Regions from separate parts of the Homo sapiens genome. Here region 2 is linked to region 1. Evidence: chromatin loops called from intact Hi-C (ENCODE). Cell type or tissue: prostate gland. All regions are shown on one strand. Links, peaks and the distances in the headings refer to the core of each region. The heading gives the core; the rest is flanking DNA.

The links. Peaks named below come from ENCODE experiments on the same cell type or tissue, not always from the same donor. Only the 100,000 strongest peaks of a DNase experiment are listed, where the experiment ranks them.
Region 2: a loop joins it to region 1, with 2.3 times the contacts of the local background. A loop is called at or near these places in 1 of 110 quality-filtered maps.

Annotation. Positions count from the first base shown.
Region 1 is chr5:71,969,557-71,978,001 of GRCh38, reverse strand. No RefSeq gene overlaps it. Among named protein-coding and RNA genes, the nearest start is that of MAP1B, 130 kb to the left of the region's middle. In prostate gland, for the core only: no CTCF peak of the experiment used is centred there; DNase peaks (open chromatin) are centred at 3,621 and 4,676; H3K27ac peaks cover 1,793 bases.
Region 2 is chr5:72,277,356-72,285,800 of GRCh38, reverse strand. The region is part of intron 4 of MRPS27 (mitochondrial ribosomal protein S27); the gene reads left to right. LOC107986422 (a long non-coding RNA gene) reads left to right here. Exons shown (of 2, transcript XR_001742742.2): 2 at 2,143-4,951. Among named protein-coding and RNA genes, the nearest start is that of MRPS27, 39 kb to the left of the region's middle. In prostate gland, for the core only: a CTCF peak has its summit at 4,919 (motif pointing right); a DNase peak (open chromatin) is centred at 3,562; H3K27ac peaks cover 3,106 bases.

The DNA.
Region 1 (8,445 bases), core at 1,575-6,574:
CGGTTGGTTCCTTCTCTCCAATCCTTTGACAGGAGATTTACTTCATCTTTACACAGAAAGAAAAAATATTAAAGAGGGTAGGAAACCGGCTAGTTTAATTTAGGAAGCACCTCAAGTAATTAAGCATTGAAATGTTGCTTCCCTGGTGCAATATTCTCCAGCACATTTTCTTTGATTCAGAGCTAATAAAAATCAACAACAATGTGTTTGGGGGAAGGGCAGAGGATGATGAGTGATGAGGGAAAAGGGGATGTAAATGGGTCGGGAGAGAAGGATGCCAGTTATTTTAGCCTACAAAAAGGATGCATTGTAAGCGACCAATTTCCATGATGGATAAAGATGTGCATGTCATTGTATACAGCCCTGATTCTAGGAGACAATTGTGGACCCTTCTCCAGCTGGCCCACTGGAAGGATCTGACTATTTTGGCTCACATGATCCAATTCCAAGGGAGGGCTCTTATTTCACCTCTTCCCTGCTTCCTTATGCTGAGGAAAGCAGGATTACCGTGGCAATGGAAACAAAATGTTAGAAGGAAGTTGGCTCTGAAAAATATTATAGAATAATTGGTTATTCTACCACTGCTTTCTGCCAAACCACTGTCTTCCCTTGAGAGTCCAGAGTTCTGAATTTAAGAAACAAAATAAATCTTTTTGTTGCTCAGACACCTCTAAATTCATTGGTATCTTTGAGATCCAACACTCTCAGTGAACATATATTGTGTCTGCTGTCTGGTAGACGTTCAGAGCCAGCGCTAAGTCCTGTGGCCCTTTTATAGTGCTATCAATTTGTCATCTGTCCTTGTTTTAAAGACCAGCACATTTTTGCCATGGCCTCATCTCACGATAATGAAGTCTTTGGAAAATTAGCAATCTCAGGCATTTAAACTTGTATGTGCACTGTGAGGCAAGGTGTGGGACAATGACTCCAGCTGCTAAAAGGGGATGTGCAATGATTATACTTACTCAGTAGACTTTATTTTTCGCACTGCCTAGGCTGCCCCTGGTGATAAGTTAGCCATTTAGGAAGACATTTGAACTCTGCAATTCCCAGTGTGTTTCTTAGGTCTTTGTCTGTACTGTGTCCTCATCGGAAACATGCTTCTCTTTGTTCAAGCACTCATCCATTAGCCAAAGATATATTTTTCCTTTGACATTTATAGTCTCCCCTTCACATATTGAGCATTTTAGGCATTTAGGTTACAAGATATAATACAAATAGTCCTTATGATGGAGAATCTGAGAGTTTAATGGAGAAGATTGGGAGATACACACACACAAACACACACACACACACACACACACATGCAATGGCTAAGAATATAGGCTTTGGCATCACGTGACTTGGGTTGTAATCCCATCTCTGGCACTTATGGCCTTGACTAAGTCATTTAATCTTTCTAAGCTTCAAACTCTCATTTATAAGATGGAGATTCATTCATCTAACAAATATTTGTTGAGGGCCCACTTTGTGCCCAGCACAGGCCTCGTACTAGGAATCTAACTTTGGACCAGCCAGACAAAAATCCCTCCCAAGTGCAGCTAGCATTCCGATATTAACAGACAGATTGAAAGTTAAACAACAGAGACATAATACGCCAGGTAGTGATAAGTGCAATGAAGAAAAATAAAGCAGGGTGAGGGGATAGTAAATGGAGGAAGATGCTGTTTTTGGTAGGTCAGAGAAAGCTCTCTGAAGAGGTAGCACTGGACAGAGATTTGAGTACGTTGACAGAGGGTCGCTGTGACAATCTGGGAGAAGAGCATTCTAAGGCAGGCCCTGAGATGAGAGAGCACACCTGTCATAGTCAACCAATAGCAAAGTGGCCAGGGAGCTCATGGTCACAAAAAAAAAAAAAAAAAAAAAATTGGGCATTTGGAAAGAGGTGAGAAATGTGAACAACAGAAATGGATCAAAGGTTAGGTTAAGCTAGTAGAGGAGACTTCTAGTGTGCAAATGTGCCAAAAATTGCCCTCACTCTCCCCTTAGCAGCCTGGTCTCCCTCTTACTCCCACAACTACAGGTCCTGATAGTACTGGAATGAAAATTTTTGTGATAAACCTTGGAGGCTTGCAAATCTTTTAGATTGATGTCCAGAAAGAAAAGAAGATATAAGTAACAGAGAGAAGCTGAACTCCAGAGCAAAAGACCAACCTGAACCTGAAACCTTTCCCACAATACTCTTTAAGTTTTCCTACTCTGTGAAATAGCTACTTACACTGCCTGAAATTCTACTAAAGATACATATGTATCACTATATGCCCTCTCTCAAAAGAAGAAAACTCTCAAAATGTGACTAGAAGTGTTACCTAGTCATTTGCACATGAGTATAAATTAGTGTGTTCATCTTTCTTTCTAACATCTAGCTGACATCATTTTCTCTAGAAGAAAGAGTATTTCAGTTAAGGGTAAAAGATAATAAGTAACTCTTTATGTTTTTTCATGTATTTTGTTCTACTTTATATTCCTGCTGCTTCTGAAAAAAATTTGAGGCAGCAAATATTTTTAAATTTTGAAGATTTGTGGAATAAGATGGACTGATTCCACTCTTTCTTCTACCACTTCTGCCTCCTCCACACAAAATAGTGATGCTATCTATAGCTGAAGGTATAGTTGGAACATGTTTGGAGGTTTGGAGACATTGAATTAAAGTGATCCCTGAGAACATAGAAAGTAAATTGTTTCCCACTAGTTATACTACAAAATCCGCACATGTTGGATAAGAGCAATACTACATCAACCTAAAACAAGCCAACAAACAAACAAATAAAAAAAAACCAGAATGGCTCCCAGGCTACCAATTTTGGCTCTGATCTGATTGAAGACATCATCATAATTAAAGCAACAATGTATCTGGCAAAAAATAATAATAATAAATAAGAAAAGCCAGAAAGCCCAGAAAAGAGAATGTGAAAGAAGCAACTCCCAAGCCTTGATTATGCAGAATGCCAGAAGAGAGACTAGTAGGGTCTAAAGTTGTCCTGTCTAGTCCTGTGACAGTTGATCCCTGATCTAAGTGAGGCTCAACACAGTTTTCTGATTGCACTCCAGCTTCCCTTGCAGATTTGCTTCCAGGGAGGAAATGCACTGGTAGCAACATGCTTGATAGCCAGCAATTTTTTTAACTGCCATTCTGGTTGGCACATCTAGCTGGTATGAGTCTGTTTAACCTGAGTCAGACCCTGAACTCCAATCACTTCTGACTCTAAGGCCACAAGAGGCTGTGTGCACATGACCTGATTATTATGAACTGTGGCCCAGGACTAGAACTGTATTAATAAAGAGAGGGAGAAAAATCTTCCCCCTCCAATTTCTCCTCCTGTCCTCCCCTACTGTCCCCCACTAGTCCCCTCTTCTGCACCGACACATATTCTATTCCTAGATCCCTCATTTGTGTTACAATTCAGCTTCATTATAGATAAAGTGGCTTCTGGGGATATCGTGAGACCTTCTCTCCACTGTTATTTCTCTGAGAAAAAAAAAAAAAAACATTGTTAATTCCAATGTCTGATTTTCAAATAAATTTTGGACCATGACCCAGTTACAATGTGGGGACATTTTGTTCCTGTAAATTGGTCTTTCTAGCCAGTGTCTGGGAGCTGGCTGGGAAATGTACTTAGTAAATCACTCCCAGTGGTTTGGGAAAGGACAGAGAAGGTTCTAGAAGAGATGAGTCAGGCAAGGGGGTGGGCAGCACAGAGGGGAAAGGAACAAAGAGCCAAGCAATATTCTGAAAACAGAATTTGTACCCAGCCAGAAATAACTGTCTGATCAGGCCTAGCTAAAGGCTTTCTGAAATGACAAAGCAAATATTAACAGAGAATTCTTTAAGAGCCTCTCTCAGTGAACACAACATTTTTTTGGTGATAAGCCAGGTGGGTTTATGAATAATACACTTTGCCAAGCAATCTTGATAAGACCTCATTCTCCCCTGCAGGGCTGGAGAGTTGAGAACTGAAGCTTTTGTATCTCAACAAGAATATAGCACCTGACACAGGGACCCATCTCCCTGTACTCACCAAACAGCTTGAGATGAACATGATGCCTGTCACAAGGATGCTAAAAAGCCCAAAGGACATTCTTTAAAAAACCGAAGGAAAATGATCAGCTTCCTTTCAACCCCCTACATGGAAATGGTGGACTTGGGCAAGAATAGCTCAATACTTAGCCAGCTGCTTCTTACCTAACTGGTGTGTGAGTGAATGTGAGTTTCTGTTTGGCAGGTGCAGGGATCTCGGATGAACCAGAAACTGTCAAAAGAGAAAAACTCGTGCAATGTTGTTGCTGCAATCCTTCTATCTTAAAATTAAGCATGTGGTTCCTTTACAAAGGGATTATAACAGCAGCTTTGTCAGAGTGCCATGATTATACATATTGAGAACTACATTCATTCATCCATTCATTTAACAAACATTTATTGGCTGTACTGTGTTCCAGGATGCAACAGGCCTAGGAGAGGCAACAGAAGGTACACAGTTGCAACCTTGTAGGAAAGAAGGAGAGTACCCAGGAGACTTTGAAAGTACAGAGGATGGACATAGAAGGGGAGTGAAAACAGAGATTGTCCCAGCCAAGTTCAGTCCCAACTGGTCAGTCATTTATAGCGTAGAAAAGAGCGGTACCTCCAAAAAGGGGTGGGGCAGAAAGGCTGGATCTGATACTGTCTGGGAAAAGCAAACGAACACTCAAAAAACTGAACCCAAACAAGCCACAGCAAGTAAATACACACACAGGATGACCAACTTGCAATATGCACATTGTGGAGGAGAGGAGAGCAATGTAGGACTCTGACAGGAAGGCAGGCCGGAATGTGACCCAGAGTGACGGAAGCCAGAGCTTTCACAGGGAGAACAGAGATTAGCCTGACAGGGTCAGAATCTCCAGCTATTTTGACAGTGCTTGTCAATATTTATTTGTTCAAAGTGTCCCCTCCACTTGAGAGAGTTGATACAGTTTCCGAAATCTGACAACTAAGAAGCTGGCAGGGTAGTCCCGGAACAGCAGTGACTATTTTCAGCATGGGGTTAGGGGAAGCACTCCAGCTCTGAGGTCAGAGTTGAGTTTCTAGCAAAGCTCTGCCACTCCTTGGTCCTCAGTGTCCTCATCTGTACAATGGGGAGAATAATAGAATTGCTTCAAAGCAAGGATTAAATAAGATAGATTCTGTACCAAGCTTACCATGTCGTGAATAGCCAGCCTGTGTTAGCCATTATCATTGCCAGCAGTAAAGGAGAGCTATTAAAATTTGTTGTCTGGGGAGACAGCAGTGCCCTGGTGTCACAGCCACATGGTTTTTAGGCAAAACAGAAATCAGCCAGGAAAGGGGAATTCTGCATCCCCCTCCTCTGTGGCTCCTCATCTGCCGAAGCCCCTTCCCCTGGGACCACACTAATTTAGCAAGAAATGTGACTGTTGAGCCCAGAATCCTACCTGCCCATTCCCCAGATCCATGCACACACTTGCAGATAGACTTCAGGGCTGCTGTAATAGAGACTAAGGTAAGGAAGGAAGAAACAGAAAGCAACCCTCCAGTATGAGGGAAAGGAAAAATGCTGAGATTTGGTGAAAAGAAAAAAAACCCACCTCTACAGATCGAACACACCATCATAGAACAAGAGCCAGGATACAGAAAGGCTTCCTGAAGTCACTGAGGGGAGGGAAACTGAGGCTTATTAATGTAATGGGACTTCAGTTAAATGAAGGGCCACCTCAGTGACAGGCACTGAGGACCTGTGTCCTGGCAAGGCTTCATCCACAGTTCCTGCAAAGAGCAAGAGCAACAGGCCAGGAACTGTCCAGAATGTAGAATTAGGAATGGCCAGAGATCTGGTGAAGAGAGATGCAGAGGATCTGGAAAGTGCTCTGGGGTTGCCAGCCAAAGATGCAAAGAGGACAGGGAGAGTGGGTGGCAAAAGGCATGGCTCAGTTATCTCCCTGCGGGGGGCAAGGGCAGGAGGGGACACAGGCAGTGAGCACATCAGCTCTGACTCACAGGAACGGTAAAAAGGATCCACACTAATTAGTTTGGGGATTTTCTTCTGAATTAATTTATTTGATAAGGATTTCTCTGAGAGTCTGGAAATTAATCTGCTATGGTCTGAATGTTTGTGTCCCTCCAAAATTTATGTGTTGGAATCTCAACCCCCAAGGTGATGGTATTAGGAGGTGGGGCCATTGGGAGGTGATTAGATCAACAGGCCTTCATGAGTGGGATTAGTGCCCCTATAAAAGAGGCCCCAGAGAGCTGCCCTGCCCCTTCCCCCATGTGAGAATACAGCAAGAAGGCACCATCTATGAACCAGAAAGCAGGCCTTCACCAGATGCTGAATCTGCTGGCCCCTTGATCTTGGACTTCCCAGACTCTAGAACTGAGAGAAATAAATTTCTGTTGTTATAAGCTAACAAGTTTATGGCATTTTGTTATAGCTGCCCAAATGAACTCAGACACACATATTGGAATTGAGATGTAAGAACTAACTCAGACAAAGCATCTCAGTCCACTGTCATGTGTAACGGCTCCCAGTCCCTACCCCATTCTAGGGAATAGAGGACATCACCTTCAGCCCAATGCCAAGACCTGCCCAAGCAGAGCCACTCTCAGGTACTTCATGGCTGGAAAGAAGGAATGTGGTATTTGGATTCACAAGGCCTTATCAGGCATATCCAAGGGTTAGGAACAAGAACTTTTGGGCTCTCCTCTTGCATCTTCTAATAATCTGAAGACTCCATTAGAGTCAAGGTGACCAGCCAAAACATCTGGAAGAAGATGCCCAGAGATGATAGCAGAATTACAAAAAGAAAATAAATACGTGCTACAAATGGTCCCTAATTGAAGTTTTTAATCATGTCCCTCAAATTCCTAGTTTCTTCCTTAACCAAAGGGTATGAATCAAGTTAAGCATCTTGACATAGAGATTCTTAGCATAGAAACCTCCTTATGAGCATACAATGGTCAAAGAGAAACCTGGCATAACCCTCATCCCTGCATCCACCCCACATTCTAGCTTTAGGCTATTTCTTTCTTTTCTTTTCTGTTTTTGACTCTTGATCTTTTCACAGTTTATTCTTCTTGTACTTTTTTATTGATATATAATAGTTGTACATATTTTGGGGGTGCATGTGATATCTGGATCCCTGTGTACAATGTGTCATGGTCAAATCTGCATAACTGGATGCCCATCACCTCAAACATGTATCTTTTCTTTGTGTTGGAAACATGATAATTCTTCTTTCCTAGTTATTTTGAAATATACAGTAAATTATCTTTAACTATAATTTCCTTACTATACTACTGTATACTAAGCTATTTTTAAAGCCAGGACTCTCCAGACTTGGGAACATTTTCAAATAGAAAATAGTGGATGTGGCCGGGTGCGGTGGCTCATGACTGTAATCTCAGCACTTTGGGAGGCCGAGGCGGGTGGATCATGAGGTCAGGAGTTCGAGACCAGCCTGGCCAATATGGTGAAACCCAGCCTCTACTAAAAATACCAAAATTAGCCAGGCATGGTGGTGGGCACCTGTAGTCCCAGCTACTCGGGAGGCTAAGGCAGGAGAATCACTTAAACCCGGGAGGCGGAGGTTGCAGTGAGCCGAGATCACACCATTGCACTCCAGCCTGGATGACAGAGCAAGACTCTGTTTCAAAAAAAAAAGGAAAGAAAGAAAGAAAATACTGGATGTACTGTACTGCATTCTCCTAGAACCTATCCCAGACACTTGACCTTTGCTGGGACCCCATAGTCATTAATCCTGGGGGAGGCATGGAAGTGCTAGGATGGGTCTCAAACAGTGAATCTAGATGCTTGATAGATGCCAACTACAATGAATTCAGTATGGGACTTTTCTTTTTCTTTTCTTTTCTTTCTTCTTCTTCTTCTCTTTTTTTTTTTTTTTCAAGATGGAGTTTTGCTCTTGCTATCTAGGCTGGAGTGCAATGGCATGGTCTCAGCTCACTGCAACCTCCACCTCCTGGATTCAAGCGATTCTCATGCCTCAGCCTCCCGAGTAGCTGGGATTACAGGCATGCGCCACCAAGCCTGGCTAATTTTTGTATTTTTAGTAGAGACAGGGTTTCACCATGTTGGTCAGGCTGGTCTCGAACTCCTGACCTCAGGTGATCCACCCACCTCAGCCTCCCAAAGTGCTGGGATTACAGGTGTGAGCCACCACGCCCAGCCTGGCACAGGATTTTTCTTCTCCTAACTCTCTGCTTATAAGTAAAGATGAAAAAGAGCCCCAGATTAGTCAGTGAGCCCTCATCTCTTGTCAAATTCTCTTCATAGTTGTTCACAGATACTCTCCCCATTTTCATATTTGTACAGCTTGTTACCATGGGAACATCTTGGTCCCCTCCCATTCCCATGCATCCTGCCCAGAGGATGTGTAGGCGTGATACAATGGTTGCTGAACTTAATGAACACAATCTGGTACATAGGCATACTT
Region 2 (8,445 bases), core at 2,105-7,104, 310 kb before region 1:
GTAATCTCAACACTTTGGTTGACTGAGGTGGAAAGATCCCTTGAAGTCAGGAGTTTGAGATCAGCCTGAGCAACATAGTGAGACTCCGTTTCTACAAAAATGTTTTTAAAGATTAGCTGGTCATGGTGGTGTGTGCCTATAGTCCTAGCAACTCAGGAAGCTAAGGCTGGGCCTTGTTGTCCTAACTACTTAGGAGGCTGATTCCAGAAGTTCAAGGCTACAATGAGCTATGATCGAGCCACTGCACTCCAGCCTGAGTACTAGAGCAAGACCCTGTCCCCCTCCCAAAAAAAGATTATTAGATGGTTGAAGATCATTAGATACGTGAAACAATTCAAAATCAACACAAATCCAGGATATGATAAGTAGATAAATTTACTGAATTTATGTAACAAAATGTAAGTTTTAGAGAAAACATGTTTTGAGCAGGCTAGAAGAAGGATTGATGTTGTTATCAGCAAACATTTATAAAAGAGGTAGAACTTAAGATAGCCTTGAAGGTTAGATGAGTAGAGGAAACAGGAGCAAGTGTTCAAGATGGAACAAATCGTACAGCTGGAGTTAGAAGGAGGAAGTGAGAACTAGCTTTATGGAAACTGCCTTAACCAGAGAGATCAGGGTTTGTTGGGGAATAATGAGAAATAAGGAAGGCAGATTAGAGAGGGAATAGAATGTTGGCAGGAGAGAAGGGAGGGTTCAAAATCTGTCATTATCATACATTGCTAGTGGATATATAAATCGGTACAACTTGTATAGATAGAACTTTGGCAGCATCTGTCAAAATTATAAGTACAATACCCTCTGGCCCAATAATTCCACCTCTAGGAATTTAACCTCCTGATACACTCATATTCATGCCAAAAATGTCCATTGCAAAAAGTAAAAGATTACGTCCATCAATAGAAGCCTGTTTAATTATTCTACAGCTGTACAGTGGAATACTGTGCAGTGATTGAAAAGAATGAGGAAGCTTTATTTGTATTTCCTATTGAATAAATTGTGAAATGTATTAAGTGAAAAAAACAAGAGTAGGACTTAGTGTGTGATGTAGCCACTGTGGTTTATGTGTAATATGTATACATGTGCTTTGATGCTTATGTGTATATATGTATGTGTGTACATAAAATATCTCTGGAATGATACACACAAAAACTGGTAACATTGGTTTCTTTTAGGGAAGAAACCTGGATGACTTCTCATTGAATTGTCTCTTGTAACTTTTGAATTTTATATCATGGGTGTATATTACTTATTCAAAAAATACATATTTTTCATTTCTTCCCTTCCCTTCCCTCCCCCCTTCTCTTTTTCCATCTCTCTCTCTCACACACACACACAGAAGGAAATTAACCAAATTTTTTTTTTTTTTTTAATTTAAAGACAGGGTCTCACTCTGTTGCCCAGGCTGGCATGCAGTGGCAGGATCTTAGCTCACTGTACCCTCAACTTCCCAGGCTCAGGCAATTGTCCTACCTCAGCCTCCCAGGTAGCTAGGACTTTAGGCGTATGCCACCATGCCTGGCCTTTTTGGTGGTGTTTTTTTTTTTTTTTTTAGAGATGGGGTCTCACAATGTTGCCCAGGCTGGTCTTGAACTCCTGGACTCAAGCAATCCACCTGCCTCGGCCTCCCAAAGTGCTGGGATTATAGGCATGAGCCACCACACCTAGCCTGAAAAAATATTTTTTAAAAGATCCTCAAGATAGTCATCTGCAGATTCTTAAGAAGTATATATCATAATAAAAGTATTTCAGAAAGATTTATAACAGGGTAAATTTTTTATTAAAATTGGTAAATGTTATAAGGAAATTGTCTATGCATATAGAGAAAAAAGACCTGTCCTGTGGTAGTAGACAGTGGAAATAAAGAGAGAAATGTACATAGGAGGGAAAAAATTGGATCAGCAGGATTAATGGCAGGTTGAATGTAGAGACAGAAAACAAGGAGAGTCAAAAATGAACTGAAAATTGAACCTCAGTGGGAAAGTGGCTTGTACATGATAGAAGTATTGAATTGGAAGCAGATTTAGAAGGCAGCAAGAGGGTGAGTTTTTCTTTTGCCTTTTTTTTTTGTACGTACACATTTCTTTCTAAGCTTGCTGGATCATATCTTGCCTACTTGACCATACTTGGACTGTTTGACAGGAACTGGCCACAGACCTTTGGAGAAAGAACAATTGCCAAAACATACCCATTGGGTCTTCCTGGTGTATTGGCACTAGTTGGAAAATTTTAGACCAGATGACCTCTGAAGTCCTGCCAACTTCCGGAATCTGAAATTGCAACCTGGATAGACTAAGTGAGTCCCTTGGAGCCATGTGACAAGTCCAAGCTCCAGCTGTGGATGAGGCCTGACTTCAAGTTCAGAAGCTCATCAGCTAGCCCAGTGTATCTCTTTGTGTCAGTTTTTTTTCCTAAGCAGTTTCAGTAATATACCAAAAGATACAGACTCAATGAACATTTTGAAACCTCCTAACAGTGTGACATAGAATTAATTAAACCTAGAAAAAAATTAACATAAAAAGAAATTCAACAATGAAAATGTATTATCTTGTGGGGGAGGTACTAAAAAGACCCTGAAGGAGTCAGGATGGGAAGAAAGAGGTGACTGGGGTCTTAGGACCAGTTTAGTCCCCACTTTGATCTGTAGCTTTGAACTAGTTAGTGAACTCTCTGGACATCAGCTTTCTAGATGAGCAGATCATCTTGGATGCCTCCCAAGGCACTTCCCATAGCTAAAACATAATGTTTCTTAATGTCACTGATAAGATTTTATCACCAGATGCCTCAGACTTTGAAAGCATGTAGCTCTGGCTTTTTGTTTAGTTTCTCACGCAGAATTTTATTCACTTTAAAATTGAAGTTCCAGCCGCCTTAACTATGAATATCAAGAGAAAAACTAATAGATGTAAAAGTAAACAACAGAAAGGGTAGAAGATCTCTTATTCTCTTCTGGATTTAGGTGACAGACTTCATTTACTATCTTGTTTGTGAATATATTTAGTAAATTTTGTGGTATGAGAAGTTGGGTATCCACTCTTATTTATCCTCTAGGTAACTAATTTTTATACATATGTACTTGCCTTTTTCCTGCAAGGCCCACAAACCACATGTTTTTGATGCCTTGTATATACATGAGATTTAAAAGGAGAAGGCTAAAGTAAATCTGTTCTAATAGCTACAGAACCATTTGTAAATTAAACCTTAAACTCCTAAAATTTCACATAAGAATATGTATCCAAGTTCTTTTTTTTCTACAGTATAAACCCCTTTTATTGAAAAATATTTCTCCTGCCTATTTTTATAATTGTAAAGTCAAATTAAGGTACCAGGAATTATAGCTACAGGGCAATGAGAAAGGCATAACTAAAATATAGTTTTATATTTATTATATAAACCCTACTTCAGTAGGGTTTTAAGTGTAACGCAGTTTGATTTGAAAATAATTAAGAGATCGTTTCAGAAACTGGTATAATATTTAAGGGAGAGCTGAGTAGATAAACAGAAGCTTCAAGGAGAGATTTATGGGAACAGAAGTTTCAGTTGATTGCATCATGGTTTTTGAGGCCAAAGGCAAATAAATTCCTGAGTATTTCCAGATGCTGTGTGTCTAGGCAAGAGGACATCTGAGGAGCTAGAAGTATTTGATGTGAATTCTGTTTAGTGGTCTAGGCTGCTTTCATTTTCATGATAGATTTCCAGGTATGTTTGTTTTGAACAGGCAGATTTTACATTTTGAGGTCTATTCTGTTTTTTTAATAGCAATGCTGATTTTAAGACAAATAGTATCACCATTTTATACCTAGTAATAGGCAAAGCTGGGACTTAAAACTAGGTCTTCCAACACCAGATCATTACAGCACATGAACAGTGTATTCATTATGCACTGGCTGTTACATAGTTCAGTGATGGACACTACCAAGAGGTGAAACTCAATCATTAGTCTTCATTGGTAAAAATCTTGGCAGAGTTTTGATAAGTCAAACACTGAAATTATGTGTTCAAGTGAGAACTTTGTGCATCTCATACGTATAGATTAGTATAGTCCTCCATTTGCTGAATAATAGCAGGTAATAACAGACTTACACACTTACACAGTGCTTTCAGACTCCAGTTGGAATGGACTACTGTTCTCTGAATGTGCCTTCTACTTTCATATCTTGCCTATGCTCTTCCCTCCCCACTGTCTCTTTCTAACAGAATACAGCCTGTGTTTTAAGGCCTGTCCCAAATTCTGCTACACTCATAAACTTACCCTGATTTTCACGGTTGAATGTGATCTCTCTGACCCATCTATAAAATTTTGTTTTACCTATTCAGGGGTGCTTACTTATTTTGTTTTGTCTTCTGTCAAAAATATTTCTTTCTTTCTCTTTACCTGAGACACAGTATAGTATAGTAGACAAGAGTATGGACTTGAGCCAGAGTGCCTGGATTTGAATGTCGAATGTGCCATCCATTTCCTCCCTCATAAAATGAGTGTTAAAATAGTGCCTGTGCTTTAGGGTATTTATGAGACTCCAAGAAATTGATAACGTTATAATGCCCTTAGAACAGTCTTGGGACAAAGAAGGTCAGTGCTCAATAAAATTTAGCTTTAATGTTGACTATACTAGATTGTAACATCGGGAGAAGCAAGGAGTATTTATTTCCCATACTTCTCTCTTATGGGAAAATGTATTTGATTTCTGGTTTAGGTTTCCCTAACCATCCGCACCACCCCTGCCCCAAGGGCATCAAGGTGTAAGGGCCATCAAGGCTCAGGAATGTGGAGAAGTAGATGCTTAGGAACACTAGTAGTTCAACACACATTTAGAAAGGATATCACATTTTGGGGGAAGCTTCCTGACCCTAAAAGACAGCAAATCAAATCTGTCATACGTGTACCCGTATTGCTAAGCTTACAGCCACAAACCAGAAGGGGGCAACAGATCTGCTTACTATCTGTGAAGAAGGGAGAAGAAGCCTCAAGAAAATGATTCCCAGTTAGGAAAAAACTGCACCATAACTGATCTCTGATAAGATGTTATTGAATCAATAATCAAAATACAGATTAGACACAAAAAGAGAGGTCTGTTCTGTGGGCTGGGAGCATGTAAGCAATTGAAATAGAAATTGTGGAACTGCTTCCAGAGATTTTAGTTTTGATATCTGGCATGCACAAGAGCAGCTCAGAATGGCTAAAGTTGTTTAATGTTGTCAGCATTCCCCACTTTTATTTTATTGGTTTTTTTAGAAGCTGTGCAAGAGTTTCTATTTGTAGAGCTGATTCTTATATAGAAAACTGGGCTGCTGTGCAGCCTTGCAGGTTAGAATGAAATATACATTTTTTTCATATTTTTAAAATCATTTCTTGTTTATGGAAAAAGTAATTACATATTCTTTTTTTAAAAAAAATACTTATAAAGGAAAAATCACTTGTTTTTAGTGTGTTTCTTGCCAGTCTTTTAAGTATATCTTTCCATTTTATTTGTTTTAAACTATTAAACAGTAAGTGTCACATTTCATCTATAAATTCAGTGCAATTCCAACCAAAATCTCAGCAGAAATTTTTGGGGAACCTGAGAAGATGACCCTGAAATTCAAGTGAAAGAATAAAACCAAGAATAGCTAAGACAGTTTTAAGAAGACTAACATAAAATGATTGGTCCACAAGATAGACAACAAGACTTATTAGAAAGCTACAAAAAATACAAATGAAGATAATGGCTTAGATGTAGACAAATAGACTAGTGGAGCAGAATAGAGAGAACCCAGAAATGTATCTACATATCTGGAAACCTGAGATATTTTTTACATCAAAGGGCGAAGAATGGATTAGTTAATAAATGCTACTTAGACAATCGATAATCTAACAATTATATGGGAAAATTCTTCATTCTTACTTCAAAATATATGAACATACTCACACACATTTTTTTTAGGTAGATTAAAAACCGAAATGGAAAAAGCAAAACTTTTAGAAGGAAATATAGGAGAATATTAATAGTAGTATAACACTGGGGACACTGAAGGATTTGTTTTTTTTTGAACAAGACACAAAAAACATAACAAAAGATTGATAAATTTTTTTGTTTTGTTTTATTACTAAGTGATAATTGTTTTTGGGGTTTTGTTTTTGTTTTATTTTGTTTTGTTTTGTTTTGTTGTCTTCCATGATTCAGAATGGTTTTTGTTGTTGTTGTTATTTAATGCTTGTTGTGTGTTTTTTAAGAGACAGGGTCTCGCTGTGTTGCTCAGGCTGGTCTCAAACTCCTGTCCTCAAGCAATCCTCCCATCTTCGCCTCCTAAATGGCTAGGATTATAGGCGTGAGCCACTGCACCTGCTCTGATAAGGTTTAATGCATTAAAATTTTAAAGTTCTATTCTACAAAAATTTTGTTACCACCAGTAACAAAATTAAAAGACCAGGGAAGATTTGCAATGCATGTAGCTAACAAAGATTAGTATCTAGATTATATCCATAGGCCAATAAGATAAGAATTTTAGAAAAGTGGATAGAGAATATGAACCAGCAGTTCACAGAATAAAAAACCATATTGGCAGTTAACATATTTAACATATGAATAGATGCTCACTCTCAATAATCAGATAAATTACAGATTAAAATGATACATTTTCACATTTATTAGATGCAAAAATAAGACTTCCATAATAATTGTGACAAAGAGGAGCAACAGGAAGTCTGATTCACTACTAGTGGGAGTTTAAAATTATATAGTCACCTTGAAGAGTAGTTTGGCAATATGAAGTAAAAGAGGATGGGCATGGTCATCTTCTACTCAGCCTTCTGCTCTGGGGTATATACCTTAAAGGAACTCTGGCTTGTATAAGGATTAAGTTATAAGACTGTTCATTTTAACATTGTTCATAATATGAAAAACTGGAAGCAACTTAAATATCCTCCAATAGAAAAAGAAGAAAAATGTGATAGACTTTTTTTTACAATGGAATACCATACAACAGTGAGAAAGAATAAGCCAAAGCTATCTATAGATGCATACATATCTATACACACATACACATATATATCAGGGTGATTATCTCAAAACATAATGAGTAAAAAAAAGGTGAAATATCGTACATATAATATGATACCATTTATGTAGTTTGAAAATATGCAAAGCAATATCATCACTTACATGGATACATGTTATAAAGTGAAGGGTATAAAAAACATGCCCAAAAATGGTAAACAACAAATTCAAGGTATTATCTACCTATGAAGAAGCAGGATGGGGTTGGAGTAGGATCCGGAAATATACATGAGGGAGCATCAACTGTATCTATAATGCTTTATTGGCTTAAAAAGAAAATCTCAAGTATGACAGACTTTAAATTTTTTTTTTTTTTTTTTTTTTGAGATGGAGAGTCGCTCTGTCACCCAGGCTGGAGTGCAGTGGCGCGATCTCGGCTCACTGCAATCTCCGCCTCCTGGGTTCACACCATTCTCCTGCCTCAGCCTCCCAAGTAGCTGGGACTAGAGGCGCTCGCCACCATGCCCAGCTAATTTTTTTGTATCTTTAGTAGAGACAGGGTTTCACCATGTTAGCCAGGATGGTCTCAATCTCCTGACCTCGTGATCCGCCCGCCTCGGCCTCCCAAAGTGCTGGGATTACAGGCATGAGCCACTGCGCCTGGCCAGATTTTAAAATTTGATGAAGATAGGTGGTTGAGTATGTGGGTGTTATGTTCTGCTTATTTTTGTTTTTGTTTTTTAATTTAAGTTTCAGGATACATGTGCAGATTTGTTACATAAATAAACATGTGCCCAGTGGTTTGCTGCAGCTATCAACCTGTCACCTAAGTATTAAGCCCAGCACGCATTAGCTATTTTTTCTGATACTCTCCCTCCTCCACCCCCTCATCTCACAGGCTCCAGTATGTGTTATTCCCCTCCCTGTGTCCAAGTGTTCTCATTGTTCAGCTCCCACTTATGAGAGCATGCGGTGTTTGATTTTCTGTTCCTGGGTTAGTTTGCTGAGGATAATGGCTTCCAGCTCCATCCCTTTCCCTGCAAAGGACATGATCTCGTTCCTTTTTTATGGCTGCACAGTACTCCATGGCGTATTGTACCACATTTTCTTTATCCAATATATCATTGATGGGCATTTAGTTGAATCCATGTCTTTTGCTATTGTGAATGGTGCTGCGATGAACATAAACGTGCATGTATCTTTTTTTTTCTTTTCTTTTTTTTTGAGACGGAGTCTCACTCTGTGGCCAGGCTGGAGTGCAGTGGCAAGATCTCGGCTCACTGCAACCTCCGACTCCCTGGTTCAAGCGATTCTCCTGCCTCAGCCTCCCAAGTAACTGGGATTACAGACATGCGCCACCATGCCTAGCTAATTTTTGTATTTTTAGTAGAGACGGGGTTTCACCATGTTGGCCAGGATGTGTATCTTTATAATAGAATGATTTATATTCCTTTGGGTATATACTCAGTAA